Linked DNA regions of Homo sapiens: region 2 is linked to region 1. A link is a loop called in an ENCODE intact Hi-C map of the cell type or tissue named here. Cell type or tissue: dorsolateral prefrontal cortex. All regions are shown on one strand.

What was found. Hi-C counts contacts between places; a loop is a spot of excess contacts. Peaks named below come from ENCODE experiments on the same cell type or tissue, not always from the same donor. Only the 100,000 strongest peaks of a DNase experiment are listed, where the experiment ranks them.
Region 2: it touches region 1 in a loop (5-fold over the local background); 5 of 110 quality-filtered maps call a loop at or near these places.

What each region holds. Positions count from the first base shown.
Region 1 is chr14:77,306,079-77,308,578 of GRCh38, forward strand. It overlaps POMT2 (protein O-mannosyltransferase 2), which reads right to left. Exons shown (of 21, transcript NM_013382.7): 3 at 259-363. Among named protein-coding and RNA genes, the nearest start is that of POMT2, 14 kb to the right of the region's middle. RefSeq lists a silencer at 1,188-1,482. In dorsolateral prefrontal cortex, no CTCF peak of the experiment used is centred here; DNase peaks (open chromatin) are centred at 473 and 1,193; H3K4me3 peaks cover 1,885 bases; H3K27ac peaks cover 2,500 bases.
Region 2 is chr14:77,101,064-77,103,563 of GRCh38, forward strand. All of the region lies in intron 1 of CIPC (CLOCK interacting pacemaker), which reads left to right. Among named protein-coding and RNA genes, the nearest start is that of CIPC, 4.1 kb to the left of the region's middle. RefSeq lists an enhancer at 80-129. In dorsolateral prefrontal cortex, CTCF peaks have their summits at 1,435 and 1,636; a DNase peak (open chromatin) is centred at 1,273; H3K4me3 peaks cover 2,187 bases; H3K27ac peaks cover 2,500 bases.

The DNA.
Region 1 (2,500 bases):
GCAGGGCAGCAGGTGACAATGCGTGCCTGCTTCTATCTATGTCATCTCTGTATTATTTGCAGCCTCCTCTTCCCTTCTTCCTCACCTCAGTTCTGAGTATCTACACCACAGGGGAGGGTCTGATCATCCTCCCCTCTCCTCACCACCCAAAGTCCCTTTATTTGCACCTGCCACCACGCCAGGGCTGCTAACTATAACATTTCTGGTTTAGTGTGGCCCCAGGGTTCAGTCAGTCCATTTCAAGTCAGGAAGCCTTACTCCTCTCATTCCCATGTAGCTGTGATGCTCATATTTATCCCCAGGCTTCTGGAACAAAAAGGTACCATCATATCCACTCAGGTAGCCAGCAAGACCTATCAGCATCTGAGGAGAGAAGAACAAACAAAAAGATGAGAAGCCTTTGGGAGAAGATTCCTCTGTCCTCTGAACTTCCCTCCAGCTGCACCCACAGACTTTGGGTTCCCTTGACAACTGTCCATAGAAAATGTTGCCAATGCAACATTTTCTCCTGCAGCTGCCACAGAGCAAAGAATCTTTTGTCTACAGAGCTCACTGCTTGAAACAAATCCTCTCTTGTATTATGGCCGAGGTCTAGGAACAGCACAACCTAAACACTCAGGAAGGAAAAAGAGCCCCACAATTTGAAGGGTAGAGTCAGTAAGGGGCTCTCTGATTCCGCTTTCCTTCAGATGGTATAAAATAAAACACGGCAGCTCTTGGACAGAGGCTGATTCCTGGGGAATTGGCCTTTTGAAAGGAAAGTGAGATTCCAAGTCACAGTGAGAGAGAAAAGAGACCAAGGAGCTACATACCAGGAATAGAGACAAGAGAAGAAAATCAGACAGAGGAATGCAAAGACAGATGCTTTGCCCAGAGGGGAAGAGAAAAACTGCCAAAGGCCAGAGGCTGGTTTCTCCCATTCCTAATATTCCAAAGGAGGGCATCCTTGGTACCTCCCAAGCCAGAACAAATCAATTAGAAACTGAGACTGTGAGTCATGAATCCTTCAAAACCTTTGACAAGATCGGCCGTGTCTTTTGTATATTTCCTTGGCCATCAACATTATAAAATTCTATTTTTCACACAAGCAATCAGAAGCAGCTGAAGTATAAAAACTGCTGGCAAATGCCAACCATCTGGGACAGCCCCAGGCTGCTCCAGCCTGACCCCCGAGCTCTGGCAGGCTGTGTTGGGGGAGGGAATACACTGGCTGTGTGGGGAAAGTCCCTCCCAGCCACACTTGTGGGACATGGATTTAGACTACTAACCAACCCACTTTTTTCTCTAAGTAGTTCTAAACAGAGCCAGTCTCTATAGCTCCAGGTCAAGGTATAGAAGCCAAAGTCTGGCAGTAAAAGACAACAAAGACTTGTTTTTAAAAAGGAAGGCAGGGACCCCAGGGTTCAGACAGGGTCATCCAAATAGCTAGATGAACTAAAGCTGCCAAGTGGCAATCAAATGGATCCCTCTTCCCACCTGGGATCTCGCAGGACAAGCTCGCCTGGTATTGGTCATACATTTCCAGACTGCTTGGCTGGTCTAGAGAGAAGAAATGTACAGATGCTTTGGATCTCAGTACCCTATATTCTAGTTCTCTGATCACGGACAATATTTAGTATCTCTGAGCTATAGGTAATAAAAACTTCCTCACAGGGGGCATGAGGATTAGAGGTGCTATTAAGTAAACACCTAACACTATACCAAGCACTTGGAAGACACTCAAAATTCAATTCTCTCTCAGTTCCCTTAAGGTTAAAAGTAGCCCCAAGTTAATTTCTTCTTTTTTTTTTTTTTTTTTTTTTGAGACAGAGTCTCGCTCTGTCACCCAGGCTGGAGTGCGGTGGCACAATCTCAGCTCACTGCAACCTCTGCCTCCCAGGTTCAAGCAATTCTCTGCCTCAGCCTCCCGCATAGCTGGGATTACAGGCATCTGCCACCACGCCCGGCTAATTTTTGTATTTTTAGTAGAGGCGGGGTTTCACCATCTTGGCCAGGCTGGTCTTGAACTCCTGACCTCATGATCCACCCGCCTCAGCCTCCCAAAGTGCTGGGATTATAGGCATGAGCCACCACGCCTGGCCCCAAGTTAATTTCTTAACTAAACAACTCTTTCAAATCAATAGAAAAAAAATGAATTACTAGAAAAAAATGACAAATTCATAGAAAACAAAATACAAATGGCTAACATATGAAAAAATGTTCAACCTAACTCATACAGTCATGCAAATGAAAACAGTGATATGTCATTTTTTACTCTCCAATTGACAAAGTTTTTTTGTTTTTTTTTTTTTTTTGAGATGAAGTGTTGCTCTTGTCACCCAGGCTAGAGTGCAATGGTGCGATCCCAGCTCACTGCAACCTCCGCCTCCTGGGTTCGTGTGATTCTCCTGCCTCAGCCTCCCAAGTAGCTAGGATTACAGGCACCTGCCACCACGCCCGGCTAATTTTTGTTTTTTTAGTAGAGACGGGGTTTCACCATGTTGGCCAGGCTGGTCTCGAA
Region 2 (2,500 bases), 210 kb before region 1:
GGAAGCAGGAAGCAGAAAGAACACAGTGGGTAAGAGCTTAGTAATCCATTTTCAACTCCTAGTCAGTGTGAGCATGTAACTTTATTGTAAACTAATATCTAAGAGGAAAAAAATCAAGCAACTTCCCGAGGTTTTCAGACTTTGCCTTGCAAATTTTGGGGTTGAGAGCACCAGTAGTAAGTGAGGCTTTATGTGGTGCTATGTGTGAGTGGGTCCCTCAGCCACTCCCAGGAGGGCAGTGCTGCTACTCCTCCGAAAGAGTAAAGTTTGGGGAGGGATGTAGCCCTTTGTTCTACATCCCATGTGAGCCTCCCTGGCTGCAATGCTAAGGCTTTTTGCTGCTTAAGAGAACTTTACTGAAGATAGAGGCTTTCATATTTTTAATCATTTTCATATGAAAAATAGTCAATTTGCCATCCTAAAGTCGATTTTACATTCTTTATTTCCAACTGCCACCAACTCCCCAGGATCTAAATTTAGCATCTGTTCTCTTTTTAACTTACCTCTGTGATACCTTTCCTCACCTACCATAAGGGTCATAGTTGACCCTCCCATAACAAAAGACAGGTTAACAAGAGAAAAACATAACAGTTTTATTTAATCAAAGTTTTTTTTATGACACAGGAGTCTTCAGAAGTGAAGCCTCCCAAACTCAGGGAAAACTGTCTATTTTTATGGTTAGGTTTGATGAAGAATGGACGGCTGTGTAGAAATATGATTGGACAAAAAGGGTATGATCTGGCTGGGCATGGTGGCTTATGCCTGTAATCCCAGCACTTTGGGAGGCTGAGGTGGGAGGATTGCTTGAGTCCAGGAGGTTGAGACCAGCTTGGGCAACATAGCAAGACCCAGTCTCTACAAAAAATTTAAAAATTAGCTGGGTGTGGTGGTATGCGCCTGGAGTCCCAGCTACTCAGGAGGCTAGGGCAGGAGGATCACTTTAGCCCAGGAGGTCGAGTCTGCAGTTAGCTGTGATCGTGCCACTGCGCTCTAGCCTGAGCAACAGCGTGTGATCCATCTATAAATAAAAAACAAAACAAAAACAAAAAGAGTATGATCTAATAGTAATGGACTGAGGTGGGAAACCCAGCAAGGTCTGTCTGTCCAGAATTATTCTTGACCTCTGTGTAGCATTCCTTCCTCTCTGTTATAGGGCAGGACCCATTCTGGAATGAGGGTTTTATGATCTGCTATCGGACAAGACAGGTCAGATAATTTCTTTATGGCCAGGAAGTCGAGGCTGCAGTGAGCTGTGTTTGTGGCCTTGCACTCCAGCCTGGGCGACAGAGCAAGACACAGTCTCAGAAAAAAACAAAAAGCAACAACAAAGTGCTCATTATGCTAAAGTGCCATACTTGGGAGTATTATTTTCTGAGCCTCAAAAACCGATTGTCAGTGTTTCAGTATTTTGACTCCATGATCAATTATCTCTTATCCTACAAATTCTCAATAAGCCAGAATAAATTCCTGTGTATTTTCTGTAGCTCTATTGACTACACTTTAATAATAATAGCAAGACCTTTTTCATTGTTTTGCCGCAAGGATTGTAGAAGACTAAATTGGGATGCATTATCTAAAGTACCTGTAAAATAATCCATGTTTAGTAAGATAATGTGAAACTTCAAGAACCTAAGAACCTAAGTAAGGTTCTTAATTAGTTGCAACTAACATGAGCTACCCTCCTAATCTAAATCAACAGCCTGGTCCGACATGAATTAGTTTGAATGCCCATCCACAAGCCTCATCTACTTCCATTTTGGAGATGGCTTCTATTCACTTTTGGACAGTATTATTTTAGGAAAATTATACTATGCACATTTGTTGAATTTCATACAAAAGGATCCAATTTAATTAGAGATATAGTTTTACACTTTAGTCTACTTTTTAAGCTGGGCCGTCCATGCTGTCAAATTTCATAGCTGTCAGATAGACATTGCTTTTGCATAGTTCTCTGCAAGTTGTGACAGTGCCACTGTTTATCTTTTATGCACATAGGATTAAACGTGTGACCTGTGGAAGAGTGCTTGATTTGATGTCAGTTGAATGAGGAAGCCAGTCCCCTTAAATGAGTTAGATACGGGGCAAAATGATTTTTACTTGGAATTGTGTTTAAAATTCATTCTCATTCAGTTCAGTTTGTGTTCCCTTTAGTCTGCTCCTACAGTATGCAAAAGTACGAGCAAGAGGGTTGCTTATAAGCATCCTTGTCTTCTATTTAATTTTATTTTGAACTGCTTCTAGGGTAGTTAATGTTCTTCACTAGATCTTATATTAGCAGGAATGTCCAGACTTGGCACTCCAGGGTATTCCAGATACAGTGGTATTTGGCAGGGGGCTTGTGTTTTTCTTCACTCAAAGAACAACAGGATAGAGTCAGGAGTGCATCGTGAATTAAAACATCACAAGGCTTTGCTTGCATCTTCCCAGTTTCATTATTGTCATGTTCCCTGTTGGCCTGTTCTCCTTATGCCAGTGGTATTCCTTGTGTTATTATCATGCT